Regions from separate parts of the Homo sapiens genome. Here region 2 is linked to region 1. The links are chromatin loops, found by intact Hi-C in ENCODE. Cell type or tissue: PC-3. All regions are shown on one strand. Each heading gives the region's core, and the rest is flanking DNA. Links, peaks and the distances in the headings are about the cores only. Region 1 overlaps ABL2 (ABL proto-oncogene 2, non-receptor tyrosine kinase). Region 2 overlaps FAM20B (FAM20B glycosaminoglycan xylosylkinase).

The links. A loop is a pair of places that touch in the nucleus more often than their neighbours do. Peaks named below come from ENCODE experiments on the same cell type or tissue, not always from the same donor. Only the 100,000 strongest peaks of a DNase experiment are listed, where the experiment ranks them.
Region 2: it touches region 1 in a loop (5-fold over the local background); 1 of 110 quality-filtered maps calls a loop at or near these places.

What each region holds. Positions count from the first base shown.
Region 1 is chr1:179,137,493-179,153,416 of GRCh38, reverse strand. The region is part of intron 1 of ABL2 (ABL proto-oncogene 2, non-receptor tyrosine kinase); the gene reads left to right. Among named protein-coding and RNA genes, the nearest start is that of TOR3A, 63 kb to the right of the region's middle. RefSeq lists enhancers at 9,575-10,774, 14,093-14,599. In PC-3, for the core only: no CTCF peak of the experiment used is centred there; DNase peaks (open chromatin) are centred at 9,876, 10,256 and 11,366; H3K4me3 peaks cover 2,056 bases; H3K27ac peaks cover 4,590 bases.
Region 2 is chr1:179,030,473-179,047,027 of GRCh38, reverse strand. FAM20B (FAM20B glycosaminoglycan xylosylkinase) reads right to left here. Exons shown (of 8, transcript NM_014864.4): 2 at 2,804-3,313. The coding sequence starts at 3,180. It also overlaps the pseudogene RPS26P16. Among named protein-coding and RNA genes, the nearest start is that of FAM20B, 13 kb to the right of the region's middle. RefSeq lists a silencer at 1-74. In PC-3, for the core only: no CTCF peak of the experiment used is centred there; DNase peaks (open chromatin) are centred at 8,957 and 9,757; H3K4me3 peaks cover 738 bases; H3K27ac peaks cover 3,439 bases.

The DNA.
Region 1 (15,924 bases), core at 7,185-12,184:
TGTCCCAGTGTTGCTCATTTCAGACTTCCGGCCTCCCAAACTATGAGAGAATGCATTTCTGTTGGGTTAAGCCATCTAGTATATGGTTATAGCAGCTGCAGGAAACTAATACAGGAGCCAATAGCCTAGAGTTTATAACTGAAAGAATTGTATGTGAATGACTTCACCTAGGGAGGATGTACGAAATGAACAGGAAAGAGTAATGAGGTTAGAAATTTCTGTTATCCGGCACCATCCAGAAATGTATTATTTTGGTTTAGAAAGTATTTCAGAAATTGAGTATAAAATCTTACAATTATTGCCACTCTTTTCATTGATAAAAATGTTTTTGAATGCTAATAACTTCCTTTTTTTTTCTGTAAAATGTTGAGCCATGTTTATTACTTCTGAATTTGTGTCCTTAATGGAAATACCCCACTTACATTCTAGTCTTGTTCTTGCAACTCTTTCTTTGATATCTGGGTGTTACTTTATATTCATTTTGCTCCAAACCAGAGATTTAATATTTGTTTCCTTTCCGATATCCTTTATTTCCAGATAATTATCAAATCCCTTCTCCAAAAGATTTCTTGAATCTGTCTGTTCTCCATTCTGTGGCCAGGCCCTTATCATCTCACTTTAGTTTTCTGCAGCAGACTTTTAGTTATTCTCTGCAACTTCAGGTGGTCTATGAGAAGTCTTATAGATCAGTATTCTTTAAGTAGCACATTGTGCTGCTACTACTCACAAACCTAGAATGATTCCTTGTTGCTTACTGTGATAAGTCTGAATTCTTTTGTCTGAATGTCAAGAACATGTCATTTGGCCCACATATATTTCACCTTATTTTATTTACTTACACACAAACACAAACGCACACATGCACATGCACACACACAGTCATCTCTCTAATCAGGCCAAATTCATCATGCAAAAAACTCAGTGAGCTGGATTAAGGAAAGTACCACCTGAGCTCCTCTTCAGGGAGTTGGTTTCTGAAGGTTCACAGGAAATGTAACAAGATGAAGAAATGGTTTACTAAAAATACTCTCAGAGAAGGTATTTTATGTAGCTTTGGGAAATATTTTCATAAGCAGTTTGGGCTAGTGTGTGAGACCACCAAAGGACATGCCAAACTGACACTTGAGGTCAGTAATTCTGATTAACTGCAGGGCTTTTAGCTGAATCAAGACTCCAAGTTAGGGACAAAGGTGAATTCTTCAGGACCAGAGCAGAGGTATAATGTAAACTTCAGGCTTCTCCCTGAGTAAATGTTGAACACACATTTGGTACTGGTTTGAAGAAGTGTTAATTATTAGCCTACCCAGGTTTCCACATCTTGATCTGGCCTTGAATTTGGACTACCTTTCCCCGCCATGTCTTTGTTTATATTGTTTTTTTCTGCTTAGAAAAATGTGCTCTTCCTTTATCTGTAATAGAAGACTTTGAATCCAGTAGGTTGATACCTATGGTTACATAATCAGAAAAGGCTCCTACTCTACCAGGAGCAAATGCATCCTGTTTGAACCTTTAAGTATATGGTTTAGATAGGTATAGAGCATGCATTTTCAACAGGGGTGATAACAACTTAGATAGTTACAATGGTTTGTGATCCTCCAAAGCTCAATGCTACGGTAAAGAATTTTATCATTTCAGCATTTAATTTCTCTTGTTAGGGAGAAATTGAATTAAATTAAATCAATGAATTATAGTTACTTAAATTTAATTTTATTCCATAGAGTAATGGTTATGAAAAAAAAGTTGAGAAATACTGATGTAGAAAAAGAGAAAAATGCTGTTACAGCTTTTACTTTTTGTGGCAAGAAGTCTCATACGTACTGGATTTTTAAAATGAGTTAATCCTTTTTTTGTCAATTATTAGCAAAGCACTCTGCTGACTTCATTGGAAGCATTGATTCTGTACCTACAGAAACTTGAGAAAAAAAGACATAAAAACAGGATGTATAAATTATATTAAATATAGTATAGAGGATGTCCCATATTAGTATAACAATTGCTATTTTAGGCAATGGGTGCTTTGAGCTTAGGCAAAGGAAGAGATTACTTAATCTGAAATGACCAGAGGTCAGGTTCAAGGAGAATCTAGGAACTTAAACTATACCTTGAAAGAAATATAGGATTTGAATACACAGAGGGGGAGGATAAGCATAGTTCTGATTAAAACGCCATCTTGATTTTTTGTGAATGTGAGTGTATGAGAGGTAGGGAACTATCCTCTTTAACTATAGTCATACCTTGGAGATATTGCAAGTTTGGTTTCATGCCACTGCAATGAAGTGAGTATCACCATAAAATGAGTCAAACAATTTTTTTTTTGTTTCCCAGTGCATATAAAAGTCGTGTTCATGCTATACTGTGGTCTACTAAGTGTGTAATTAGCATTATGTCTATTAAAAAAGGACATGCCTTAATTAAAAAATACTTCATTGCTAAAAAATGCTGATGATCATCTGAGACTTCAGCAAATCATTTTTTTGGTGGAAGGCCTGGCCCCAACATTGATGGCTGCTGAGATCAGGGTGGTGGTTGCTGGAAGTTGGGAAGTTGGGAAGTTGGGGTGGCTGTGGCAATTTCTTAAAATAAGACAACAATGAAGTTTACCAAATCCGTTGACACTTTCTTTCATGAAAGATTTCTCTGTAGAATGCAGTGCTTTTTGACAGCATTTTACCTACAGTAGAACTTCTTTGAAAATTAGAGTCAATCCTCTCAAATCCTGCTGCTGCAAACTAAGTTTATGTAATAGTCCAAATTCTTTGTCATAATTAAACAGTATTCCCAGCATCTTTACCAGGAATAGATTCCATCTCATGAGACCACTTTCTTTGCCCACTCATAAGAAGCCACTCCTCATCCGTTCAGGTTTTGTCATGAGATTGCAACAATTCAGTCACATCTTCAGACTCCACTTGTAATTCTAGTTCTCTTGCTGTTTCCACCACATCTGCAATTACTTTCTCCCCTGGAGTCTTGAACTCCTCAAAGTTATGCATGAAGATTGGAATCAACTTATTCCAAACTCTTGTTAGTGTTGCTATTTTGACCTCTTCCCATGAATGATGAATGCTCTTAATGGCATCTAGAATGGTAGATCCTTTCTAAAAGGTTGTCAATTGATTTTAACAGATCCATCAGAGAACTGACTGTGGCAGCTATTACTGTATAAAATGTTTTGTTTCATTTTTGAGACGGGGTCTTGCTTTGCTGCCCAGGCTGGAGTACAGTGTACCATGGCTCACTGCAGTTTTGACCTCCTGGGCTCAAGTGATCCACCTCAGCCTCCCTAATAGTTGGGACTACAGGTGTGCGCCACCATGCCTGGATAATTAGAAAAAAAAAATTTTTTTTTTAGAGATGGGGTCTCACTATGTTGCCCAAGCTGGTCTTGAACTCCTGGCCTAAAGCAGCCCTCCCACCCTGGCCTCCCAAAGTACTGGGATTGCAGGCATGAGACACCATGCCCGGCCCAAAATGTTTTTCCTAAGTAATGAGACTTGAAATTACTCATTGATTTATGGGCTGCAGAATGGATGTTGTGTTCACAGGCATGAAAACAACATATCATTAAATGTACCAAGTGACCAAGTGCATTATCAATGAGCAGTAATATTTGGAAAGGAATCTTTTTTATTCTGAGCTGTAGGTCTCAACAGTGGGCTTAAAATATTCACTAAACCATGCTGTACATAGATGTGCTCTTATTCAGGCTTTGTTGTTCCATTTATAGAGCATAAGTGGAATAGATTTAGTGTAACTCTTAAAGGTCCTAGGATTTTCAAAATGGCAAATGAGCGTTGGCTTCAATTTAAAGTCAACAGCAACATTCACCCCTAACCAGAGAATCAACCTGTCCTTTGAAGCTAGACATTCTCCTCTCTAGCTATGAAAGTCCTAGATGTCATCTTATTCCAATTGAAGGGTGTTTCATCTACACTGAAAATCTGTTGTTTAGTGTGGCCACATTCATCGGTGATCTTAGCTAGATTTTCTTACTTGCTGCAGCTTCTAAATCAGCACTTGCTGCTTCACCTTGTACTTTTATGTTAAGGACATGGCTTCTTTTCCTTAAATCTCATGAACCAACCTCTGCTACCTTCAAACTTTTCTTCTGCAGCTTCCTTACCTCTCTCTGCCTTCACAGAATTGAAGAGAGTTGGGGCCTTGCTCTGGATTAGGCTTTGGTTTAAGGGAATGTTATGGCTGGTTTGCAGACCACTCAAATTTTCTCCATATCAGCAGTAAGGCTGTTGTTTCACTTTCCTATCATGTTTGTGTTTACTAGAGTAGCACTTTTAATTTTCTTCAGGAACTTTTACTTTGCATTCACAACTTGGCTAACTTGTACGAGAGACGTAGTTTTTTAGCCTATCTCAACTTTTGACATTCTTGCCCACTGAACTTATTTCTACTTTTTGGTTTAAAGTTAGAGACATGCAACTCTTCCTTTCACTTGAACACTTAGAGGCCATTATAAATTGGTCTAATTTCTTTTTTTTTTTTTCCTTTTTTTTTTTTTCAAGACGGAGTCTTGCTCTGTTGCCTAGGCTGGAGTGCAGTGGCATGATCTCGGCGTACTGCAACCTCTGCCTCCCAGGTTCAAGCAATTCTACTGCCTCAGCCTCCTGAGTAGCTGGGATTACAGGTATGCACCACCACACCCAGCTAATTTTTGTATTTTTAGTAGAAACGGGGTTTCACCATGTTGGCGAGGCTGGTCTCGAACTCCTGACCATGTGATCTGTCCACCTCGGCCTCACAAAGTGCTGAGATTACAGGCGTGAGCCACTGTGCCCAGTTTTGGCCTAATTTCAGTATTGTTGTGTCTCAAGGAATAGGCTTGAGGAGAGGGAGTGAGACAGGGAAACAGCTGATCAGTGGAGTGGTCATGATTAATTTTGCTGTCTCCTATGGCGCAGTTTGTGGCGCCCCAAAACAATGACAGTAGTGACATCAAAGATCACTGATCACAGATCACCATAATAGATATGATAACAATTAAAAAGTTTGAAATATTGTGAGAATTACCACAAGGTGACACAGAAACATGAAGTGAGCACTTGATGGAAAAATGGTGCTAGCCAGGTGCGGTGGTTCACACCCGTAATACCAACATTTTGGGAGGCTGAAGTGGGCAGATCGCTTTGAGCTCAGGAGTTTGAGAGCAGCCTGGGCAACATGGTGAAACCACTTCTCTACAAAAAAATACAAAAATTAGCCGGGGGTGATGGCACACACGTGTGGTCCCAGCTACTCAGGAGGCTAAGGCTGGAGGATTGCTTGAACCTGAGAGGTGGAGGTTGCAGTGAGCTGAGATCATGCCACTGCACTCCAGCCTGGGCAATAGAGTGAGACTTTGTCTCAAAAAAAAAAAAAAAAAGAAAAGAAAAGTGGTGCTGATAGACTTGCTCAATGTAGGGTTGCCACAAACCTTCAATTTGTGAAAAACACAGCGTCTGCAAAGCACAGTAAAGCAAAGAATAATAAAACAACATGTACTTATACTATTATTGACTAACCTAAAGAGAGTTAATCTTGCAAAAGCTGAGGTCTCTCTATTGCTTTTTTAAAAAAAGTTTATAGATTTGGAGGGTACAAGTGCAGTTCTTCCATGGATATATTGCCTAGTGGTGAAGTCTGGGCTTCCAGTGTAACCATCACCTGAATAGCATACATGACATGGGACCCAATAGGTAGTATTCCACCTTTTGGAGTCTCCAGAATATATTATTCCATTCGGTATGTCCATGTGTACCATTGTTTAGCTCCCGCTTACAATGAGAACATAGGGTTTTTGGCTTTCTGTTTTTAAGTCATTTCACTTAGGATAACGACCTCCAGTTCCAACCATGTTGCTGCAAAATACATGATTTTATTCTTCTTTATGGCTAAGTAGTATTCCATGGTATATCTATACCACATTTTAAAAACTCCAGTCATCCATTGATGGACACTTAGGTTGATTCCATGATTTTGCTATTGTGAATAGTGCTACAATAAATATATGGAGTGCAAGTGTCTTTTTGATAGAATGATTTCTTTTCCTTTGGGTAGATACCCAGTAGTGGGATTGCTGGATTGAAGTATAGTTCTACTTGTAGTTCTTTGAGAAATTTCTATACTGTTTTTCGTAGAGGTTGTGCTAACTTACATTTCCACCAACAGTGAATAAGTGTTCCCTTTTCTCTGCATCCTTGCCAACATCAGTTGGTTTTTTTTTTTTTTTTTTTTTTTTTTTGCATTTCTCTGATGATTAGTGATTGGACCATTTATTCATATGTTTGTTAGCCACCTATGTGTCATCTTTGGAAAATGTCTGTTCATGTTCTTAGCCTACTTTTTAAATTTTTTTTTTTTAAAGACAGGGTCTGGCTCTGTCATGTGGGCTGGAGTGCAGTGCTGTGATCTTGGCTCACTACAGCCTCAACCTCCCAGGCTCAGGCCATCTCTGGGCTGATAAGAGTCTATAGTTGTCACCAGTAAAGGAGAATTTGTATCCTGTCTTTAGGTAGAAAAGCAAGAGGATATGGAGAGCTTTTCCCCTATTCATTGCTTTAGGCTCAAAAATAATTTTTATGTCAGAGACATATTTTGGGGTGATATATCTTTTTCCTTTCCTTTTTCCTCATGGCAGAAGGCAAAGGAGAAACAGGCACCTTCCTCACAGGGTGGCAGGATGGAGTGAGTACAAGGAGAGGAAATGCCAGACGCTTATAAAATCATCAGATCTTGTGAGACTCACCATCACGAGAACAGCATGGGGGAAAATGCCTCCATGATCCGATTATCTCCGCCTGATCCTGCCCTTGACACGTAGGGATTTATGGGGATTACAATTCAAGATGAGATTTTGGGTAGGGACACAGCCAAACCATATCACTTGGGACTCAACCTCAAGATATCTCATTATATATATGCACATATTCTAAAATCTGAAAAAATTTTAAACCTGAAACACTTCAGGTCTCAAGTGTTTTGGATAAGGTATACTCAACCTGTGCTACTGCTGCTTCTCAGTGAATTACATGGCCATCTACCCAGTTACAGTTAAGCCTAAAACCTGGCAGCCGTTCTTTATTTTCTCCTTCTCTCTTATGTTGTATCCAAGTAATCTGCAAGCCCTGTTGATTCCCTCTTCAAACCATATCGTTAAGTTCTTCCACTTTTCTTTGTCTCCACTGCCACCATCCTATTCTAAGCCAACATGATCCCATTGCTGAACTACTGCATAGTTTTCTGCTTCTAATTTGGTTCTCAATGTAATTCATTTTTTTTCATGTAATAATGGTCTTTTAAAAAATGGAAATCAGCAGCCTGGCCAACATGGCAAAACCCCATCTCTACTAAAAATACAAAAATTAGCCAGGCATGGTGGTGCACACCTTGTAATCCCAGCTACCCAGGAGGCTGAGGCAGGAGAATCGCTTGAACCTGGGAGGTGGAGGTTGTAGTGAGCCAAGATCACGCCACTGCACCCCAGCCTGGGAGACAGAGCAAGACCCTGTCTCAAAAAAAAAAAAAAAATGGAGATCAGACCATATGGCCATCCTGCTTAAAACTGTTCACTGGATTTCCATTGCACTTGGAATAGAATCCTAAATCCCTAAGCACTTGATTTGGCCAGCCCCTGTCTACCTTACTTTGTTTCATGCTCATCTTTTGACTTCCGTAACAGTAGCCACACTTCTTATTTCCTGTACATACCAGGTTCTTTTCCTACCTCAGAGTTTTTGCATTGAACTTGCTACATTGTCTACTCAGAATGCCCCCGCTCCTCCTCATCTTTGCTTAGATTCTTCTTTTGCTTCTGGCCTTAGTTTGTCACGTTCATTAAAGTAATGCACTTTTCCACCTCAGCCTATTAAAGAGATTTGCAAAAACTGAAAATGCTACTCTTATCTTCTTAATTCTTTTTTGAAAATAGTTTTCTTTTTGGTAAAAATATGTTATTAACATAATGGGTTTATTGTTATTTTAGAATTAATAGGTATTCAAATTTCTCATTAAAATTTCAGGTTTAATTTCAAATATAGTAAATACTGATAGCTATAACATAAACAAAAGGCCTTTGGAGACCTTAGTAATTTTAATTTTTAATTATGACAAAGTATCAGAATTTACTATTTTAACTATTCGTAGATGTACAGTTTAGTAGGATTAAATATATTCATAATGTTGTATAGCCATCCATTTGCAGAACTAGACTTCCAGAACTAGAAAAATTCTAAATATTTCATGTAAGTAGAATTATATAATATTTGCCTTGATGTGTCTGGCTTATTTCACTTAGCATCATATTTTCAAGGCCCATCTACATTGTAGCATATATCAACATTTCATTCTTTTTATGGCTAAATAATACTTCATTATATGTATAGACCACCTTTTGTTTATCCATTTATCTCCTCTTTATTCCAAATTATGCTATAAGTAATTGAAAATGTAACTACTAATTATTGGTAATTTAAATAGAAGATTTATTGATTAAATAGTAAACCATATGGTATAGAGTCTACATATGGATAGAATGTGGATGATGAAGATCCTTTCCCATACCTTTTTTTCTATAATCCGGAGAATGAGATATTCAATCTGGTATTTGAAATTCTTAGTCATAATTGTGGTAACCTTTAGTCATCTAACTCTTTTATTTGTCCCTTGATGTTGAAAGTACTGGCTTTATAAAGGATAATTTTATTGAAAACATAAGCTTTGTTATTTTAAATAGTTAATAATTACCTACATTAAAGTTATTCTTTCTCTAATAAGGTTAAGTTACCATTTTATTTTTCAATTTTCTCTAAGGCTGTTTCAGTCCTGTCATCCTATTATCTTACCCTGTTACTTATATTGACCTAGAACAGGGGCTGGTACATAGTAGGTGCTTAATAAATATTTATTGAGTGAATGAGTGTTCTCAGATACACAGTTAAACAAACACTCTTTTTTTTGTTTTTTTTGAGATGGAGTCTCGCTCTGTCGCCCAGGCTGGAGTGCAGTGGCGCGATCTTGGCTCACTGCAAGCTGCACCTCCTGGGTTCATGCCTTTCTCCTGCCTCAGCCTCCCGAGTAGCTGGGACTACAGGCGCCCGCCACCATGCCGGGCTAATTTTTTGTATTTTTTGTAGAGGTGGGGTTTCACTGTGTTAGCCAGGAGGATGGTCTCGATCTCCTGACCTTGTGATACACCCACCTCTGCCTCCCAAAGTGCTGGGATTACAGGCGTGAGCCACCGCCCCTGGCCTACAAACGCTCTTTAATATTATTTTTGTAGATCATACATTAAAGTCATGTATTATTTGTAGGTTTTACTAGTTTAATTCTCATAAAGTACTATCATTTTCAGGTTTTTAAATTTTCTTTAACTTTGTTCCTGTTTATTAACAAAGATTGGGCTTTTTGCTTTAAAAACTTTTAACACTCAGGCTGGGCATGGTGGCTCATGCCTGTAATCCTAGCACTTTGGGAGGCTGAGGCAGGTGGATCACGAGGTCAGGAGTTTGAGACCAGCCTGGCCAACATAGTGAAACCCCGTCTCTTCTAAAAATACAAAAAATTAGCTGGGCGTGGTGGCGGGCGCCTGTAATCGCAGTCACCTGGGAGGCTGAGGCAGGATAATCACTTGAACCCGTGAGGTAGAGGTTGCAGTGAGCCGAGATCGCGCCACTGCCTTCCAGCCTGGGCGACAGAGCGAGACTCCGTCTCAAAAAATAAATAAGTAAATAAAAATAAATAAGTAAATAAACTTTTAACACTCAAAAGTTTTCAACACTATATTGCCATGTTTTTAACCTTTATTAAGCTATAGAGCCAGATTGTTAGCAAAGGCAGTTATTTCTTGGCTTCTGTGCTCATGAATCAGATCACAGCTATTTCTTTGACTTTGGCTTTGTGGTTTCTTGAACTATTTAAGTGATGTAAAAGATGAGTCTTGTTAGGCGTTTCCTTTCTTTTAAAAGTGTATTTCGTGTTTTATTGTAAACAGATTTTCTCCAAGGAAACTTTTCTCTCTAGTCTCACCTCATCATCTCCCTATAAAATAGAGATATATTAACTTCTACATTGTTTTATTATTAGGCTATTTGTTATACATATATATGTTGGTTTTTATTTTACTTACATTTTAAAAGTGTTCTCAGAGATTTTGAAGTAACTCCATTCTGACTCAGTCTTTTGCGGATTGCTGGAAATTTTCCTTTAGGTCACTCTCCACCCACTTTGGGAATTGTGAATGCTCACCATTTTATTGGTTCCCTCTGGCCACTGAGTACATGAGTAAATGTCACATGCATGTGGTATTGCTTGTCAGAGAATGGAATTCTAAGACTTCCTCTTTACACAGAACAGTTTAACTTTTGTGCTTCTGGGCAGAGGTATGGTCCTTGGGACAGTTCTCCTTCCACCTAATAGTTATGGCAGAGATCAGGACACTTCACTTTGCTGCCTGTGCACTGAGGCCTCAGAATCTGCTCTACCCGACTTAACAGGTATGGTTCAGAGTTGATAGTTTCAGGGAGGCTTGATAACCACATTAATCAAGTGTGAATGAAGATTTCAAAAAATTCATCTTATCTGCTACTGTTTTTGTCTTCATTCTTGGTCAGTGAAAGTTTGTGTGCTTTCTTGGGGGAATATCTCATAGTAGGATCTCAATAAATACTGAATGGAAGAATGTATGGATAATATGTAGTATTTTGTAATAATAAGATATAGATGGCTTGATGTGAAGAACTTAAGCTATATTGAAAACTGTTGAATAATTTACCTTACATAATTTTTAAAAGAAGTTATTAAAACTTATTAGCTTCTTAGAGAATATACAGTCAGATAAAGTAGAATTCTGGCAAGATAATGTTTATAAAATACTTGAAAATGCCTAAACTAAAAATTTGTAATATTAATTTCTCCTATTACTACCTGACAAATTTCTAATTAAACTGATAAAAGTTACTGAATGACTAACTGGTGAAAAGTATTTTTAATAAAATTAAACATGAAGCTTAGGAATTTTCTCAATTTCAGTTTTATTATTTTGGGTTTTAACTTTTTCAATCATGATAATTTACTTTGTACAAGTGGCTATTCTGTTTTGCTTTATTTTTGTTGTAGCCTGCAACTGTAGCAATAGAAAAAAAATGCCTTTTTTAAATTGTGATAATATATTTCTGTTATCTAGGTTCTTTACATGTGAGTGAAAATCAGTCTTCTCTTATCCCATCTTAAATCTCTGATCTACCTCTATAGCAGTGAATAATGGAAGATAAGTTAACTTGATATCTAAGTTACCTAATTTATAGTAGTCATTTCATTTTGTTCAAAAATAAACCATTCCCAGCCCACACACTTGCATTTGGGCGTATACAGTACATCTGAATCATCCAGACATGTCTGTCTTAACCAATGAGGAAAGTGACATAGACTATAGCTACTGGGTAACACTGACATTTACTTGCTCTTCCCACAGGCTTTTGTTTTCTTTTGTTTTTGCCTTTATCCCTTATCTTGTTCCCCCTCATTTAGTTCCCTTACTCTTTATGATTCAAAATATGTTCGTTCTTAGCTTCAGAAAAATGTTAGGGTGTTTTTCTCTTTGAAAAAGTTTTCCTTTTGTTTGGTGCTAATGGGTAGAATGGTGTTTAAGTGGATATCCTGTGCAGACAGATTGTGCAGGAAATTGACCCTAAGTTCTTTGAGAACAAAAGAGGAGTGGGAAGAAAGAAGAAAGGAAGGAAATAAGATCTTTTGACTCAACCAAAAAGACCGTAAAACCAGAGACGGGAAGAAGGGGAATGGGGAATAAGAAGGATTGTTTTCTAAGTTGTGGTTCTTTTAGTACTTTGGCCTCAAAAATTACTTTTATCCTATAGTTATTACTTTACATATTTCAGAAATATAATATTGTTTGGCCTGCATATATCTTCTAAATTTACATAAAATCGTGCTGTAGATCTCATTCTGTTTTCTCCTTTTGTCAGATAACACAACTTTCAGGAAGTTGACTTGTCTTTAAGAGTCCTCTTTTGGGTTCAGAGTTTCCCCTTATTATAAACATGTCCTTGCGTATTGACAGTCTGTCACTCTACTGTCATCAGTGCAGAATTCCTATTAATCTAATTTTTTTTTTTCTTAAAGACAGGGTTTTGTTCTATTGTCTAGATTGGAGTACAATGGTGTGATCTTGGCTCACTGCAGGCTCAACCTCCCAGGCTCAGACAATCCTACCTCAGCTTCCTGGGTAGCTGGGACTACAGTTGTGTGCCACTATGCCCAGCCAATACTTAATTTTTTTTTTTTTTTTTTTTTTGAGACAGAGTCTTGCTTTGTCACCCAAGTTGGAGTGCAGCAGTCTGATCTCAGTTCACTGCAACCTCTGCCTCCCGGGTTCAAGCAATTCTCCTGCCTCAGCCTCCCGAGTAGTTGGGATTACAGGCACCCGCCACCACACCCAGTCAGGGTTTTGCCATGTTGGCCAGACTGGTCTCGAACTCCTGACCTCAGGTGATCCACCTCGGCCTCCCAAAGTGCTGGGATTACAGACGCTAGCCACCACACCTGATGAAGTCTCATGATGTTGCCCAGGCTGGTCTTGAACTCCTGGCCTCAAGTGATCCTCCCGCCTTGGCTTCTCAAAGTGCTGAGATTATAGGCATGAGCTACTGTGCCTGGCCTGCGTTCATCCAGTTTAAATGTTTATCTAATTTTAAGTCTGAAACCTTGCCAGACTCTAGAGTTTTGTTTTATATTCTTTCCTCTCATAGCATCCTCTGTGAGTAAGGATGTATACATAGTTCATTCATTCAGCAAATCTTTTTTGAGAGCCTCTTATATGTAGACACTGTTCTGGAGTCACTGTTCAGTGAACAAAACAGACAACAATCCTGGTCCTCATAAAACTTACATTTTAGCAAGGAGACTTAGATACATGAATATAATAATAAATAAGTAAATTATACACTATGTTTGGTGGTAATAAGAGCTATGGAGATAAAATAAATCAGGAAAGGAGTCAGTGGGGGATGTGAGAGTGTTATCAAGAATAGATGTACTTTAAAATGGAATAATCAGAGAATGACATACTGAGAAGGTAACATTTGGTGAAATGTCATGGGGAAGAGTGTTTTAGGCAAAAGGAAAAGCCAGCGCAAAGGTCCTGAGGCAGAAGTGTGCCTGCTTTGTTCAAGCAATAGCATTGATGTCAGTGGCCAGAATAAGGTAGAGGAATAGCAGCAGGAGATGCTGGGCAAGACCAATTGTGAAGGACCTTGCAGGGCCTTTAAGGATTTTAGCTTTTACTCTAAAATGGGGAACCTTTGAAGAGTCTTGAACAGAGGAGTAGCAATCTGACTTATGCTCTGAAAGATGGCTGGTATGTTGAGAATAAACAGTAGGGAACAAGCACGGAAGCATGGAAATCAGGAGTCTAGTGAAATAGTCTACATCAGTGGTCCCAACCTTTTTGGCACCAGGGACCAGTTTCATGGAAGTCAATTTTTTCACAGACTGGGTGGGGAGCGGTGGTTTCACATGAAACTGTTCCACCTCAGATCATCAGGCATTAGATTATCATAAGGAGCATTCAACCTAGATCCCTTGCTTGAGCAGTTCACAGTAGGTTTCAGCTCCTGTGAGAATCAAATGCCTCCACTAATCTGACGGGAGGTGGAGCTCAAGCGGTAATGCTCGCTGGCCCGCTGCTCACCTGCTGCTGTGTGGCCCAGTTCCTAACAGGCCACAGACCTGTCTGTGGCCCAGGGGTTGGGGTCCCCTTACCTAGATGATGGTGGTCATGAAGTGGTACTGAATGAGAAGTGGTTAGATTCTGGATATATTTTTGAAGGCAGTGCCAATGGAATTTCTGAGTGAATTGGATGTTGTTTGTGAGAGCAAGAAGGGAGCTGTGTCCGGAATTGGTGGGTTCTTGGTCTCACTGACTTCAAGAATGAAGCCGCAGACCCTCGCGGTGAGTGCTACAGCTCTTAAGGTGGCGTGTCTGGAGTTTGTTCCTTCTGATGTTCAGATGTGTTCGGAGTTTCTTCCTTCTGGTGAGTTCGTGGTCTCGCTGGCTCAGGAGTGAAGCTGCAGACCTTTGCAGTGAGTGTTACAGCTCTTAAGGTAGCGCGTTTGGAGTTGTTCGTTCCTCCCGGTGGGCTCGTGGTCTTGCTGGCTTCAGGAGTGAAGCTGCAGATCTTTGCGGTGAGTGTTACGGCTCATAAAAGCAGTGTGGACCCAAAGAGTGAGCAGTAGCAAGATTTATTGCAAAGAGCGAAAGAACAAAGCTTCCACAGTGTGGAAGGGGACCCGAGTGGGTTGCCACTGCTGGGTGGGTGGCCTGCCCCGCGGGAAGGCAGCTAAGGCCCAGCGAGAAATTGAGCGCAGCACCGGTGGGCTGGCACTGCTGGGGGACCCAGTAGATCCTCCACAGCCGCTGGCCCAGGTGCTAAGTCCCTCATTGCCCGGGGCTGACAGGGCTGGCTGGCTGCTCCGAGTGTGAGTGCGGGGCCCGCCAAGCCCACGCCCACCCGGAACTCCAGCTGGCCCGCAAGCGCGGCAGGCAGCCCCGGTTCCTGCTGGCGCCTCTCCCTCCACACCTCCCTGCAAGCTTGAGGGAGTGGGCTCCGGCCTTGGCCAGCCCAGAAAGGGGCTCCCACAGTGCAGCGGTGCGCTGAAGGGCTCCTCAAGTGCCACCAAAGTGGGAGCCCAGGCAGAGGAGGCACCGAGAGCGAGCGAGGGCTGTGAGGACTGCCAGCACACTGTCACCTCTCAGAGCCATGAAGGATTCCATGGTTTTTGGCCTCAACATTTGAAAAGATGGAATTGCCATTAACTGAAATGGGGAATTCAGTGAGAGAAACAAATTTGGAGGGAAGGATGGATGATAGTTTTGCATATTGAGTCCCAATGGTGTTATTAGTGATTTCTCATCTTTATATTCTGAAGCCCAGCACAGTGCCTTGCATGTGGTATTCACTCAAATTACTAGGGATTTCTTTTTCCCCAATAAACATTTAAAATAATTAAACAGGCTGGGCGCGGTGGCTCGTGCTTGTAATCGCAGTACTTTGGGAGGCCAAGGCAGGTGGATCGCTTGAGCTCAGGAGTTTGAGACCAGCCTGGACAACACGGCAAGACCTTGTCTCAATAATAATAATTAAACAATATCTGACAGCCACTGGAAAACTCTCCTAAACTGGCAGCATTTTGGAGCTTGAAAAGATCCCTGGGTCATTCTCTGGAGCTGTAATCAAAGTAACTGAGTTATCAGCATGATTAATATCCAGGCAGGGGGCAGGTTTCATAGTGAGGTTTAATGCTGTGTGCTTAAAACACCCCAGCTGTTTTCAGAAATACAAGAAATCTTAAGTTGCACTGTAGATTCCCTGAGCGTCCATCCTGAGAGCTTGGGCTGTTGCAGATGCAGCAGGCGCTGACATGGGAGGAGCTGGCACCACCTGACAGCAGAGGGGTTCATGGAGGCATCAGTTTAATCAATCATCCTTCTTAAACTTGCTGTGGATGTAAGGCACCCGGTCCAGAATTGGCCTCCAGTCAGTGGCCCACAGCAGCTCCACAGTGCCCGTGGCGCCCCTTATGTCCACTGTGGAAATCCAGTTCTTGGCCAGCTCCTGATTGTGTGAGCCCAGGAAGCTGCTCAATATTGCATCACTGTCCTCACCCTCAGGGTGATCAAATTACTGTTTTGTAAACTTTAAAATTTAATATACTGAGTTTCACAAAGTAAGGTATAACTATATGACATTTGCTGGTTTTGTCCTGATAGGGGTTAAGAGTTGGCTTCTGCTTATTACTATTTCTAACTTGGTTGTTGATAGTACCAAAGTTCTTTTTACTGTTGAGTTTTTCTCTTATAATTTCAAACAAGGGGAACTTTTCCTGTACTACGAATAATTAAATAAACTGATAATCATT
Region 2 (16,555 bases), core at 7,306-12,305, 110 kb after region 1:
GTGGTAGGTGTGATGAGGATCTCTTTTTTTTTGAGACGGAGTTTCGCTCCTGTTGCCCAGGCTGGAGTGCAATGGCGTGATCTCGGCTCACTACAACCTCCGCCTCCGGGTTCAAGCGATTCTCCTGCCTCAGCCTTCCGAGTAGCTGGGATTACAGGCACGTGCCTAGCTAATTTTTTGTATTTTTAGTAGAAACGGGGTTTCAGCATGTTAGCCAGGCTGGTCTCGAACTCCTGACCTCAGGTGATCCGCCCGCCTCGGCCTCCCAAAGTGCTAGGATTACAGGCATGAGCCACCGCACCCAGCCAGATCTCCTCTTATTTAAACACAAAATGCTCACAACTCATCTCTTTATTTATTTTATTTTACGTTTTTGAGATGGAGTTTTGCTCTTGTTGCCCAGGCTGCAGTGCAATGGTGCAATCTCAGCTCACCGCAACCTTCGCCTCCCAGGTTCAAGTGATTCTCCTGCCTCAGACTCCTGAGTAGCTAGGATTACAGGCACATACCAAAACGCCCGGCTAATTTTTTGTATTTTTAGTAGAGATGGGGTTTCGCCATGTTGGCCAGGCTGGTCTCAAACTCCTGACGTCAAGTGATCCGCCCACCTTGGCCTCCCAAAGTGCTGGGATTACAGGCGTGAGCCACCGTGCCCGGCCATCTCTTTATATACAAATTTTATTTTTGTCTTTAGTTTGCCTTTTTCCATTACTCTGTTTATGCTGCTTATCTCTCAGGCCAAGAAGTCAAAGACCAAACTTCAAAGCTAAATGCGATTTTTGATGATGAGTGCTCCACGTCATCACTTATGGGAAGCAAACAAACTTAGAGAATTCCATGTGTGTGGCAGAATACAAGCTGTTTACAACTCTAACAAATATGGGTTCAAACTTCTGTACCACTGATTGATGTGAGGTGACCTTGTCAAGTTAGTTACACTCTCTGAACCTCAGTTTCTTATTCAGGAAATAAGAACTGAAATTGTCCAAAAAGGTTAAACCTTCGTATAAGGGTTTAAAGGATTAAGAGATACAAAAGTACTTAGTGTAATCCCTGGCAAATAGTGTGCATTACAGAAATTAGATCCCAGGCCCACATAACCACGGTTTTTTTTTGTTTTTTGGTTTTTTTTTTTGAGACAGGTCTCACTCTGTCACCCAGGCTGGAGGGCAGTGGCACGAGCATGGCTTGCTGCGGCCTCAAACTCTCGCACTCAAGCAATCTTCCCATCCTCCCACCTCAGCCTTCCAAGTAGCTGAGACTATAGGTGCACACCACCACGCCCAGCTAATTTTTTATTTTTTTATAGAGACAGAGTCTCACTACATCACCCAGGCTCAAGTGATCCACCCACCTCGGCCTCCCCAAGTGCTGGGATTACAGGCATGAGCCATCACGCCCAGCCCCAGTCAAATTTTTATTCTCTGAAAGTCTACCAAATGTTTTAACTTTCCTAATTTCCACATCACTGACATATATTTCCCAGTTCCAGACCAACAGTGATCCCTTCCATTTCTGGGCTCCCTATACATTCATGCTCTGACTGCCTTTCATTTACTAATAGTTGGGTAAGAAAGGGAGTTGAATTTTGTCCATCTTTTCCCTACATTTCTTCTCCCACTCCAGAAAGAAATCTAAAGTCATGTTATAATTTTTTCAAAAGCTCTACTGAGGAATGAAAAAAATGTTTAGTACCCAAAAGATTTCAGACATTACAAACTTTGAGAATATTCATTGGTAACTAACTCCCGGCAAAAGAATACAAATCACCATCATGATGTTAACCTAATTCAGATTCATACACTCAGAAAACATTTTTAGAAAATTAACTATACCCTCCAAGCTGTCTTGTGTAGAGAAATAAATAAATAAATAAAAATAATTAACTGTATCACAGAATTGTCACACAAATTATCTCTGTAGATCCCTAGGAAGTCCAAAGGGATCATGAACAACATACATATTTAGTTAACTAAGGTAACTAAAATGGCCCAATTCTTTACTTAAAACAGGTGAAAGAAATAAGAGATCTATTAGAACAGCTATGATCTGAAACACTGATGCCAAACCCTGGTGAGGATGTGGAGCAACAGGAATTCTCATGCATTGCTGGTAGAAACACAAAATGGTACAGCTACTTTGGAAGATAGTTTAGCAGTTTTTTACAAAATGAAACGTACTCTTACCATGTGGTCCAGCAATTATGCTTCTGGTATCTATCCAAATGAGTTGAAAATTTATGTCCACACAAAAACCTGCACATGGATGTTTATAGCAGCTTTATTCACAATTGCCCCAAACTTGGAAGCAACCAAGATGTCCTTCAGTAAGTGAATGGATAATTAAGCTGTGGTACATCTAGACAATGGAATATTATTCAGTGATAAAAACAAATGAACTATCATGCCACAAAAAGATATGTATAAACCTTAAATGCACTTTACTAAGTGAAAGAAGCCAATCTGAAAGGGCTTACATTCTGTGATTGCAACTATATTACATTCAGGAAAAGGCAAAACTACGGAGATAGTAAAAAGACCAGTGGGTTACCAGGTGTTCTGGGGCAGAGAGGGAAAAATGAGTAGGTAGAACACAGAGGATTTTTAGGGCAGGAAGACTATTCTATATGATACTATAAAGGTAGATTCATGTTAAGTGCTAGAAAAGACTTTAGAGATCTAGTCTACCCCTCTTATTTTACTGAAGAGACTTCCAAGAGAAGATGACAAAATAAATCTTATATAAATCCCAAGTTAAATGAATCAACCAACTAGCACATGCAGCTTCCAAGATCAAAACTTACCGCTTAGGTTTGAAAACAACTTTCTGGCCTCCTTCAAGTATCAGTAAGGCTTTCAGCTGTGTCCCTTTATAACCCACATCAGCTTTAATGATTTTCTTGGTGGCCATGGCATGCATGACTGCCCCCAGCTCTGGTGTCTCTTCAGGGTACACTTCCCGGGGAACCACCCACTGGGCTGCAATCTCCCAGGGAGACTGCAAGGTATGGTCCAGCTTGGGTGCCAGCTCCACCCGCAAGCCAGTCATCATTCGGTGAAAGGCCCTCTGGTCCTCCCGGTTGGCAGCTGATGTATCTAAGTTGTCAATCAGGAAAACTTTGGTGAAGATAAAAATGACAAGGAGAATTGCTAACAGCACGACTCGCTGCTTTAGCTTCATGTTGACCTCTTTTCCTTCTCCCCTGACCCACTCTTGCTCATGTATTAAGGAGAGCTGGTGGTGATGGTTAGCAAGGAGATTCCATGATTATACACATTGGTCCATTTCTTCACTGATGCACCTTCCACAGTTCCTGCAAGCCCAAGTACAAAGCAAAATTTGATCAAAAATTCTGTCCTTCCACCCCTGAATCTTTTGTAAGCCTCTAATATATGACTCACCCTTTTAGGCTTTCTATTCTTGAGCTCAAGAAGGTTCAATAATTTAAAATTAACTAATCTGGAGAAGGACCTAATGATGGCAGCAGTGGCCCAACTGGAGCAGCTGCTGCGAAGACACCAGCTGCAGTGGGAGAGGCATGGCCAGGGCTGCACACTCCACGGAGCTGGAAGGAGCTGGGAACAGGTGGGAGCCCTGCCCTCTTCCAAGATGGTGGAGCAGGGGCCCCGTGTTCCTGGGTACAGCTGCAGCCACCCAGCCACAGCTACACCCACAGGCTCCAAAATGCCACTCCTGCTGCCTGGCCTCTCCCCACTCCCCGCACCCACTCTGGGGTGGAGCAAAATTGTGGCAAAGCCCAGGTGATGTCGTGACCTGTATATATGTGGTTGGGGCAGTGCTGATACACCAGGCCCCTGCTGTCTCAGCCCACTCCGGACTTTGGGCACCAATGAGCATGGGAGGGAGGCCAAGGGAGGACTGAGGATGGCTCAGTGTAGGCCTGCAGGCATCCCTTGGTACAAACAGCTTGGGCACTGTGGATGACATGAATGGTGGCAGGAGGCAGGCTCCTGGGCGGAAAGGGATGGGTCCCCAGTGAAGCCCCACCTTCAAGCCAGGGATGGCCTGAAGCATGGGGGCTGGGCTGTCGGTTCTGGTTAAGAGTCCGCAAACCACAGTGAGAACTTATGGTGCTTTTTCTGGGCCCACCCATGGCCACCCATGGGCCAATCAGCACACACTTCCTCTCTTCTGAGCTCATAAAAACCCTGCACTCAGCCAGACTCAAACAGATATCCGGACAACCTGCGTGCACAAGGGATCTACCCACTGTGGGTCTCCTCTCCACTGAAAGCTAGACTCTCATCAGAACAACATGGCTGCAGAAAGAGCTATCCACTTTGGGTCTCCAGAGAGCTGTTCTATTGCTCAGTGAAGCTCCTCTCCACTTTGCTCACCCCCAGTTGTCAGCGTGGGGCATGGGACAAGAACTCAGAACCCACCAAATGGCAGGACTGAAAGAGCTGTAATGCAAACAGGGCTGAAACACACCCCCTGCTCACCATGTGGTAGGCAATCAGAAAGAGAGAAGAGCTGGGGCCCTTTGTGGAGCTCAGACCTAGGGTCTCCCCGAGCCAGGGCTGTGACATCCTCTTTGGGGTTCTGAGGTTCCTGGTGTCTCCAAGTTTCTGGATGCCACCATGTTCCCCTTGTCCAGACATGGGCACCCGCAGCAGAAGCTGCATGTGATACTCTGGTCCAGCTGCAGACTCACACAGAACCGGCAGCTGTGCTTATGCTTGGAGCTGCCTACCCCACCACAGCAGCCCCAGCGTGCGTGGCTGTGTACAGTGGCCAGACCCCATGCTAGCTTGTCCACACACCCCTTGCTGCTCTGCACCTGGCTTGCCCTTGGCAGGTATAAGATCCAGGCCAGTAGTACGAGCTGAGCACGGCCTGCAAGGCTGAGTGGGTAGAACGAGCCCAGTGGGCACAAGCACTACTCAGGCAGAAGGCACCACGGCCACAGAGGTTTCTCACTGGCAAAGTGACACCCCAAGGATCCTGTGACACTAATAAGCAAGAACCACATACACTGAAAATTTTAAAGCAAATATTTCTATTTTAATTGGAATGCAAGCCATCTAGGAGCCATGAGGTTGGCTACACATGCCTAATAACCAAAACAATGAGGAAAAACACAACAAAAACAAAAGAGCAAGCTATACATAATTGTTTAACTTTCATTTTTTTAACTTTCAAAATCCATAAAGGACTTTTGCATATCCCAAACCACCAGTATTTGGTTCTCATTCTGGTAAGACAACAATTCCTAAAAATGCCAGAGGGTCCTTTCCCTCTCCCCTCTCCCCTTTCCCTGCCCGTCTCCCTCTCCCGGCCCGTCTCCCGTCTCCTGTCTCCCTCCCCGTCTCCCGTCTCCCTCTCCCTCTCCCTCCCTGTCTCCCATCTCCCGTCTCCCGTCTCCCCACGGTCTCCCTCTCCCTCTCTTTCCACGGTCTCCCTCTGATGCCGAGCCGAAGCTGGACTGTACTGCTGCCATCTCGGCTCACTGCAACCTCCCTGCCTGATTCTCCTGCCTCAGCCTGCCACACCTGACTGGTTTTCGTATTTTTTTGGTGGAGACGGGGTTTTGCCGTGTTGGCCGGGCTGGTCTCCAGCTCCTAACCGCGAGTGATCCGCCAGCCTCGGCCTCCAGACGTGCCGGGATTGCAGACGGAGTCTCGTTCACTCAGTGCTCAATGGTGCCCAGGCTGGAGTGCAGTGGCGTGATCTCGGCTCGCTACAACCTCCACCTCCCAGCCGCCTGCCTTGGCCTCCCAAAAGGCCGAGATTGCAGCCTCTGCTCGGCCGCCACCCCGTCTGGGAAGTGAGGAGCGTCTCTGCCTGGTTGCCCATCGTCTGGGATGTGAGGAGCCCCTCTGCCTGGCTGCCCAGTCTGGAAAGTGAGGAGCGTCTCTGCCCGGCCGCCATCCCATCTAGGAAGTGAGGAGCGCCTCTTCCCGGCCGCCATCCCATCAAGGAAGTGAGGAGGCGCCTCTTCCCGGCCGCCATCCCATCTAGGAAGTGAGGAGCGTCTCTGCCCGGCTGCCCATCGTCTGAGATGTGGGGAGCGCCTCTGCCCGCCGGCCCCGTCTGGGATGTGAGGAGCGCCTCTGCCCGGCCGTGACCCCGTCTGGGAGGTGAGGAGCGTCTCTGCCCGGCCGCCCCGTCTGAGAAGTGAGGAGAGCCTCTGCCTGGCAACCGCCCTGTCTGAGAAGTGAGGAGCCCCTCCGCCCAGCAGCCACCCTGTCTGGGAAGTGAGGAGCGTCTCCGCCCAGCAGCCAACCCGTCCGGGAGGGAGGTGGGGGTCAGCCCCCGCCAGGCCAGCCGCCCCGTCCGGGAGGGAGGTGGGGGGTCAGCCCCCGCCAGGCCAGCCGCCCCGTCCGGGAGGGAGGTGGGGGGATCAGCGCCCGGCCAGCCGCCCCGTCCGGGAGGTGAGGGGCGCCTCTGCCCGGCCGCCCCTACTGGGAAGTGAGGAGCCCCTCTGCCCGGCCAGCTGCCCCGTCCTGGAGGGAGGTAGGGGGGTCAGCCCCCCGCCCGGCCAGCCGCCCCGTCCGGGAGGGAGGTGGGGGGGTCAGCCCCCCGCCCGGCTAGCCGCCTCGTCCGGGAGGTGAGGGGCGCCTCTGCCCGGCCGCCCCTACTGGGAAGTGAGGAGCCCCTCTGCCCGGCCAGCCGCCCAGTCCGGGAGGGAAGTGGGGGGGTTGGCCCCCCGCCCGGCCGGCCACCCCGTCCAGGAGGTGAGGGGCGCCTCTGCCCGGCTGCCCCTGCTGGGAAGAGAGGAGCCCCTCTGCCCGGCCACCACCCCGTCTGGGAGGTGTGCCCAACGGCTCACTGGGAACGGGCCATGATGACAGTGGCGGTTTTGTGGAGTAGAAAGGGGGGAAGGGTGGGGAAAGGATTGAGGAGTCGGATGGTTGCCGTGTCTGTGTAGAAGGAGGTGGACATGGGAGACTTTTCATTTTGTTCTGTGCTAAGAAAAGTTCTTCTGCCTTGGGATCCTGTTGATCTGTGACCTTGCCCCCATCCCTGTGCTCTCTGAAACATGTGCTGTGTCCACTCAGGGTTAAATGGATTAAGGGCGGTGCAAGATGTGCTTTGTTAAACAGATGTTTGAAGGCAGCATGCTCGTTAAGAGTCATCACCACTCCCTAATCTCAAGTACCCAGGGACACAAACACTGCGGAAGGCCGCAGGGTCCTCTGCCTAGGAAAACCAGAGACCTTTGTTCACTTGTTTATCTGCTGACCTTCCCTCCACTATTGTCCTATGACCCTGCCAAATCCCCCTCTGCAAGAAACACCCAAGAATGATCAATAAAAAAAAATAATAAATAAATAAATAAAATGCCACAGGGTGCAGAGGAGAGTAATAGCTGTCTCTGAGTCCAAGTATTCAGCGATCCTGGACGTGTCATATCTGCTGCTCATGTATTTAAATACAACCCCAGACACATATTTCTACTTAGTCCTTCGCCAATTATTTTTCAAAATTAAAATACCTGCAAACCATGGATAATCAAAACTGGGTACATTAAGTAAAGGGAAAAAAATATGCCCATACCATCTAGCTATTAGCAGAATATAACCAGAAAACTAATAAAGCCTGGTACTATGGCAGCACTACTACGTCTGGAATGGTCAAGCATATAACAAGGATATTCATGTCACAGACATAAAGAACTGCTCCTTCTAGCATGGGGCTGACCACACTCTGGGCAATTCTTAAGTTAAAAGGCTCCAAATACAAGATTTTTGCAAGGGTGTCAAGAACATACAATTCCGTCTCACTTGCATCCTGAGAGGTTGCTTTCTACTCCATAAGGCCATTTAAAAACATGCACAGGCTTGCTCTGCTCTATGCCTGCAGACAGCACAGCACTGAGGTAAGACAAAGATGACAAGAAGATAACAGGATGTTGCTTCACTCTCCAATTCATTTAACAACTCAAACCATTAATCCAAAAAATAAAACCAATACAAAAAAATAGAGCAAATGATTCAGGCTAAGACACTCCCACTTAAACGTGATACTGCTCCCTTAATAACAACTGGAAACAATCAAAAGCAGCTTATCAGAGCAATGTATTCTGAGGGCAACACTTTGCAGTGGGCCAGCTGAATGAAGTTTATTCTCAGTGATTAACCACTCCTTTTCTGTTCATGAAGGAAGCAGAAAGTGAGAGTTAATTTCAAATTCTAATTATTCCCTGCCACCTGTTTTGTTTCATCATCATCTCCCAGGGTACACAACACTATTAGCTGAAACAAAGGCAATTCAAGTGCATCTAAAATGTAATTGTGATGGTATCAAGTTTGGTGTGGAACTCAGTAAAACAGTTCCCTGTGATTACTGATAACAGCAGTGCTAGCAGAGAAGATTTCAGAGATTTTTGCTAGTTCTAATGCAACCTAAACCACACAACATTTTCAAGTGCTTGTTCAACAGTACACTTCTCAGGCTGCAGAGATAAAAGGCAATATGGAAATCTAGTTGTATTGACAATCACTTCTTCAGCATCTCCAGATGCCACTAGCTACAAATGCAATACAATTCTGGCACAAAGGGGTCAGCTTCATAGGCTTTTACTTTCTACAGAACATCCTTCAGGACTAAAGTCTGGTTAACCCATAAACTTTTTTCTTTTTTTTTTTTTTTGAGATGCAGTTTCGCTTGTGTTGCCCAGGCTGGAATGCCATGGAGCAATCTCGGCTCACCACAACCTCTGCTTCCTGGGTTCAAGCGATTCTCCTGCCTCAGCCTCCCAAGTAGCTGGGATTACAGGCATGCGCCACCACGCCCAGCTAAGGCTTTTGCATTTTTAGTAGAGACAGGGTTTCTCCATGTTGGTCAGGCTGGTCTTGAACTCCTGACCTCAGGTGATCTGCCAGACTCAGCCTCCCAAAGTGCTGGGATTACAGGCATGAGCCACTGTCCCGACCAACCCATAAACTTTTAATCGTATTGCTCATTCATTTAGAATGAAGAAAATCCTCCCCCTCGTGCTATATAAATATATCACATCCAAACATTTTGCACAAAGGTTAGAGCTGTGGTTTTTTGTTTTGTTTTTATCATCAATGCAATAAGAAGTTCTAACAGTTCCAAAATTCAGATAAGAAAAACGGTCCAATCCCACAATCCAAGTTTGTGTCCTTTTAAGTTTTGAAACTTATTTCAAAACTTCTCCTTTTGAAGCGGCCTCAGACGAACACATTCATCAATTCAGGGCCATAAACAATTCACTCACTCAGCTAGGTTAGAAATTTACATTAAGGGAACTGGCTGGGGACAGTGCCTCACGCCTGTAATCCCAACACTTTGGGAGGCCGAGGCAGGCAGATCACCTGAGGTCAGGAGTTCAAGACCAGCCTGGACAACACGGCGAAACCCCATCTCTATGAAAAATACAAAAATTAGCTGGGCGTGGTGGTGGGCACCTGTAATCCCAGCTACTCAGGAGGCTGAGGCAGGAGACAATAGCTTGAACCTGGGAGGGAGAGGTTGCAGTGAGCTGAGATCGTGCCATTGCACTCCAGCCTGAGCGACAGAGTGAGGCTCCGTCTCACAAAAAAAAAAAAAAAAAAAAAGACCGACATACAGAAAGCAAGCAAGCAAACAAGAAATAAATTCATATTAAGGGAACTGAAGGGTTCTATTATTTCACTATTTCCTTCTGCAGATTCTAAGTGAGGGCAGGTTAAAAAAAAAGAGACTAAACAAGTTTTCATGTTTGTGATTACAGTCACCACATCCTGGTGGAATGAGTAAGAGTGCAATTTGTCATTGTTCTTTACAGCCGTCTTTCATTTCCACAGCCACCAACTTCAGTGCTCATCACCTTCTTTTGGACCACAGAAAGAACTGATGCCTGAGCCTCCAGGTTCTCCAATCCAGCCTAGATAATGCAGCCAAAATCATTTTTCAAATCACTCAACCACCTTTGATTCTAGATTCCTTGGCAAGGCATTAAAGCTGTATCCTAAATAGCTTCCAAGTTAGACATCACTCCCATTGTTCCTCTTCTCAGCTTTAGCCACAATGGATCAACTGAACATGCTATGGTCCTCCTCTTGATGTGTAGGTGCTCTTTGCTTCTGTCATTCCTTACACTGTAGTCCCTCAAAATTCCTCTTTCTCTTAACATTTCTTCCAATCTCCTCCTGATAAAGTCTGAGCCTCCTTTCAAGGCTCATCTCCAAGGCCATCTCTAAGGCAATTTTTCGTCCCTCCTTACACTCTTAAAGTAACTTCTCCCTCCTTTCGGCCAGTACTTAACTACATTCGGCCTTGTATAATACCTTATTGCATATGGTTCTTAATTCTCCTTTCAGAATCTTGGCTCCTTAGAATGATCCCCTTCACTCCTTTATATGTGAGAGAGGAGAAAGTACCAGAGACAGGGTTTCCATGCCATATAATCTTCCTTTTTTATTTGGGACAAGGAGTATACTATATTGTGCAAACTGGACTTTTCCAAAGATTCCCCATTTCAGACACTAAGGAAATAAACGCAAATTCACTGGGTATATTCAAACTATTCACGAAAAACCTCACTAACATTCTCAGAAGAATGTGCCTGCTCTATTTCACACCCTCAGCTCCTCCGATACATGCTTCAAACAGTGCAACAATGTCCAGTTATATTACGGTCATTTATTTTAATGTTTCTGTTATGCAGAACAGAAACTACCTCAAAGAACAAACAAACTCAAGGTAATAACATAACTTTAAAAGTGTTAAATATAAAAAAGGCAGTACAAATGGCATATCTGTAAATAGTTTTCACATGAAAAGCTGGCATAAACTCCCAGCCTGGAGTTCTGGAAAGTAGACCTTTACAAGGAATTTTCCCACTGAACCCTGGTTTCAACCTGAGCTCCATCAGCTATATGGGGCTTGCTACGGAGGCTAATTTACTTACTTTCTTTTTTTATTTTGAGACAGAGTCTCGCTCTGTCACCCAGGCTGGAGTGCAGTGGTGCTATCTCGGCTCACTGCAACCTCCAACTCCTGGATTCAAGCGATTGTCCTGCCTCAGCCTCCCAAGTAGCAGGGATTACAGGTGTCTGCCATCACACCCGGCTAATTTTTGTATTTTTAGTAGAGACGGGGTTTCTCCACGTTGGGCAGGCTGGTCTCGAACTCCTGACCTCAAGTGATCTGCCCACCTCAGCCCCCCAATGTGCTGTGATTACAGGTGTGAGCCACCACGCCCAGCCGGCTAATTCACTTTCATTCTACACACACACACACACAAACACACTCATCCTACTCATTTGATAAATATTGTATAAGGGCAAACGTAAGACTATGAAGTTGTTTTGGGAGAAGAGATATAGATTCCACAGAAAAAAAGTGAGGTCTTAATGTAAAGTCTTCTTTCAAGAATCTCCTCTCCGGTCCATGCCTCCAAGATGACAAAGAAAAGAAGGAACAAAAGTCATGTCAAAAAGGGCCACAGTTACGTGCAGCCATTCGCTGCATGAACTGTGCCTGATGCGTGCCTAAGGACAAGGCCATTAAGAAATTCATCATTCGAAATATAGTGGAGGCCACAGCAGTCAGGGACATTTCTGAAGCAGCGTCTTCAATGCCTATGTGCTTCCCAAGCTGTTTGTGAAGCTACATTACTGTGTGAATTGTGCAATTCACAGCAAAGTAGTCAGGAATCAATCTCATGAAGCCCACGAGGACCGAACACCCCTACCCCGATTTAGACCTGTGGGTGCTGCCCCACGACCCCCACCAAAGCCCGTGTAAGGAGCTGAGTCCTTAAAGACTGAAGACAGACCATTCTCTGGAGAAAAATACAATGGAAATTGTACTTAAAAAAAAATCTGGCTGATGGTGGAGGAACATTTACAGAAAAGCATGTTGGTGTGGGGGTCTACAGATCATGTGATAAATCTCAATGTATGTGGCTGCCAAGGAACATGAGAACACCTGGCCTTAACGCTTACTACCTTACTAGAGGGTCCTACAAGCCACCAATGAGATTCCAAGCCTTATTAGAAGTGTCCCCTTGAATCACCCTCTGATTAAGTGACAAGCTCACAATACTACCTCTGAGGTCATAGAGAAGAAATAAATACCAACCTCTGCTCATAGCAACTAAAAGTGAAAGTTATGGTAAAAGTAAACATAAGTTTCACTTCTTGTGTTTCTAATTTAATGGTCAAATCAGGTTCTTATGACTTAAGTAGAATGTAACATGCCTTGTAAATGCAAAGCACCACAAAGGAAATGCTTAGTAAGAATGCTTCATGCAGAGGACTAACAACAAAAGAGATCTGAGGCAAAGGGGTAGGATTTCTTAACTGGTATAGAATTATATTTATGCACACAATCTCTTTGCCCTTGATCCTGAGTAGGAACTACAAGGATCCTTTAACAAAATACTTTGGTAATTATTGGTTTGACTAAAACTCTGAAGGTTTGGTGAGTATAGGAGGTAAGACTTGAATTTGAATTTTTTGTAGACTGTCTGCAAAGACAGACACTAACAATTTATCCTATCAAGAGGTGGAGTCAGGGCCAAACATGCTGGTTTACACCTGTAATCCTAACACTTTGGGAGGCTGAGGCAGAAGGACTGCCTGAGCCCAGGAATTCGAGACCAGCCTGGGTAACACAGTGAGACCCTGTCTCCATTATTAAAAAAAAAGAGAGAGAGAGAGAGAGAAAGAGGTGGAGTCTGTTTTTCCTCCCCTTGAATCTGGGCTGGCTTTGTAACTTGTTTTGACAATAGAATGTTGTGGAAATGACTGTGTGCCAGTTCTGGGCCCTGGTCTTAAGAGACCTGGCAGCTTCCACTTTCACGGGATCTAGCTACCATGTAAAGAAGCTCAAGCTAAGACTACCAAATGCCAAGTGATCTATATGGAGAGAGGTCCAGCCAACCCTTGGCTATCCTGGTCACCCCAGGTGAAGTGCCAGACATGAAGATGACACTTTCAAGGACATTCCAGTCCCAGTTGTGGTCTGGCAGAATGTAGTCACTGTTGTGACCCCAGCCTATACCATTTGAGCAGGAACACGTGAGACCAGATGACCTATATAATTATAAGAAATAACAGGCTGGGCGCAGTGGCTCACACCTGTAATCCCAGCACTTTGGGAGGTGAGATGGGCGGATCACCCAAGGTAGGGAGTTTGAGACCAGCCTGGCCAACATGGTGAAACCCCATCTCTACTAAAATACAAAAAATTAGCTGGGCATGGTGGCACATGCCTGTAGTCCCAGCTACTTGAGAGGCTGAGGCAGGAGAATCGCTTGAACCCAGGAGGCGGAGGTTGCAGTGAGCCGACATCACGCCACTACACTCCAGCCTGGTGACAGAGCAAGACTGTCTCAAAAGAAAAAAAGAAAAAGAAAAAGAAAGAAAGAAATAACAAATCATTGTCTTAACCCACTATTATTTTGAGGTAGTTTGTAAAACCCAACATTCTCACATCTGTTCTGCTCCTATCAACTCCTTTTGGGGATAGTAAAAATACCAGGGGAGAAGACATAGGGAAATAAATTACGTGACTAAAAACAATTATCTCAGGGAGGGAGTAATCACTAAATTAACCATTAAGTGCAAATAAAAATTGGTTTGATAAATTGTTAGGTCATATTTGTAAATTATTATTAATGGCTTCTAGGAGCAATACACTCATTATAAAAGTTACATGTCATTTATATTTTTCTGTTTTCATTGTATATATTTAGAAAGATACATAATTAACAAAGTCTCTTAAAGGTACCACAAGAAGAAATAGATTCTCAACTGGATCATTTACTAAAATCCACTTGCATACTTCAGAGCCCTACTTAGACTTATGCAGAGCAATCAAGGCTAACCTCACACATTCACACACTGACACATGTCCGGTTTATAAAGCCTAACTTTTGTACTTCAGCCAAAACATAAATAGCAAAAATCACATCTTTTAGTGCAAAAAAAGTTAGACACACACACGCTTTTACCGTGGGCTGTCTGGTATACTGCCCTTTTGATTTTTCACTAGCAGTGACAGTAGGGCACTGTGCATATTATTATTAACTGTTATGAGTTTACACCCCGTTCCCTAGAAATAAATGTCTCTACTGATGGTTAGTGGCAGTGATAAGTAAAATTAAGAGCATTCAGAAGTCTTTTAGTATTGTGTGACAGTCAAGATGTCCAGAAAGTCAAAACCTCCAATATTAAACAGCATTACATGTTTATTATCTCAGTAAATGCTGAGTACCCTGGGAAAACCAGCCCACTCCTGCTTTGCTGCCTGCCACAACAGCATGCTATTCTTCCTTTCATCTTCACATGAGGGTCTTCAACTAAAAATAAAAACTAATACTAAGTAATAGCATTAATCAGTATCTATAGATATTTTTTCTTCTTTTCTGTGCTAATTATCCACTTAAGAAATAGCTTCTTAATTCACCTTCTTATTTTAAATATAAGCTTTCTGTAGCAGAGGGGTTAAAAGCATGTCCTCTGGATTCAGAATGCCTAGGCCTGGATGCTTCCTTTACCACCTAATGTGGGTCTTGGGAAAGATATTTAACTTCTGACCTCTCTGGGTCTCAGTTTCTGCATATAAAAAAATGAAACAAGAATACTATTACCTAACTCACAGGGTTGTTAAAAATGAATGAGCCAGCTACTCGGGAGGCTGAGGCTGCAGTGAATCAAGATCATGCCACTGCATTCCAGCCTGGGTGACAGAGCAAGATCCTGTCTCAAAAAAAAAAAAAAAAAAAAAAAAAAGAATGAGACCTCTACATGTGTTGTGCTAAGATTAGTGCCTGGATGACCCACAGTAATCACTTGCTAGTCATTATCACCATATCAAAAACCCAGATGACCTCCAGAGAGGAGAAAAATGACAAAGAAAACCCTCATTGGAATCAATATACCATAATGTTGTCTTCTCAGTTACATAGTGAGGGGCCAAATCCACACATTGCATTACTAAGAGTTTAGTAGTAATTAGTAGTCTTGTATTTCTGAGCCAAATTCTTGCCTAAATTTGAGAGGTAGATAAGACTAGGCAAATAGATATCTTCAGAGTGAGTGTCATGCAAAGCAGAAGACTGGGAGGCTGTCACTAATTTGGCCAACCTGTTTCCCTTCTCTACAAAGTTCAATTCTACCACACTCAATGTAACTGAAACAGATGGGAAGCATGAACTTATCCCACTTCACAAAAAAAGGCTAAAATAGAATGCCTTTCACAACTGTTTTCAGTTTGGAAAATTAGTTCTGTGTTTTAAAGATGACAGCTTTTCATGTGCTAAAGCCCTTAAGATAAGCCTTAAGAGTAACTTAAGAGTACAGGTGTAGAAAATCTAATTCTTACATAATCCAAATTGGTCCAAGTGTCAGGTTTTCCTTACTGTTTTCACTTCCATTTAAACATTTATTTACATCTGTAAACTCAGAATCACTTATATGAAATTCTCTAACAAGTTCCCTCTGAAGGAAGGCAACTAAAACCATTACCAGGCATTAATGAAGCATTAAGGTAGTCTTTCTTGCTGGATGTGAAAGTAAAAATGAAATAGGCAATAACTGAATAATTTCAATAAGTGAACTGAAAAAAAATCAATCTCTGCAACCTGTCCCATTTAAACCTTGATTTAGGGCAACCCTCTTCCTTGAAAAATGAAAAAGAAAAAAACTTTAGCTCATACTGCTAGCGAGTTCTGTTCTAAAAAACCAACACACGCAGTAATCTTGACACTACGTGGAAATGAGTAACAATTTGCATTTTCCTTTAAATAAGCCAGGTATAATGACACTTCCCAAGTTCCAGGTATTTCACAGCACAACTGTCAGTACAGAACCACCATTTAAGGCTAGATTATAGAAGGTAATTCCTGTATAGTGTTGAAATACGGCATTACAAATATTATAACATTTTCCTTCAGCTTTTCATATGCTTTCCATCTTTAGTGTTCAATTCACTACAGTTCTTGGAAAACCACATAAACTTTATACAACAATAGACCTCGCATTTTTAGCCTTATGTTCTATGGTACGTCAAGCTGACAGCCCACACAGGAGATCACTCTCAGAAGCAGGAGAACCTCAAACAGATCTGTGCTGAAATTATGGCTAGGTGGCTCCAGGCATGATCCCTCTGTTATACTATGAACTCACACACACACAAACACACACACACACATTTTTTTTTTTTTTTGGCACATCTGTCTCTTCTAATATATTGTGTTTTTTGAGGATGGGATAGATTTTACTCACGCTTTGTACTTCCAAGTAACTTAGCACTGTGCAGGGCCTGTAAGAGGCATCTGATAAGTGTTTGTGGAATAAAAGGAGAGAAGGGCAAAGGAGAAAGACCTTTAGGGTTATAAGAATTTCTTCTAAACTGGCAACTCTCTGGTTTAAAGACTGCCTCTTTCAGAGACAGGGGGAAATAAGTCCTACAATGAATTCAAGTATACAGTATATAAAAGATGCAGAAATAGCGAATATGTATACCAATTATATACACTCAATTTAAAGTTGCCACCTTCTGTATATCCTGCTTCCACCTTTCAAGGCCACTGCTATTGCCAACCTGGTTCCTAGTATCGGCTGGGATTAAG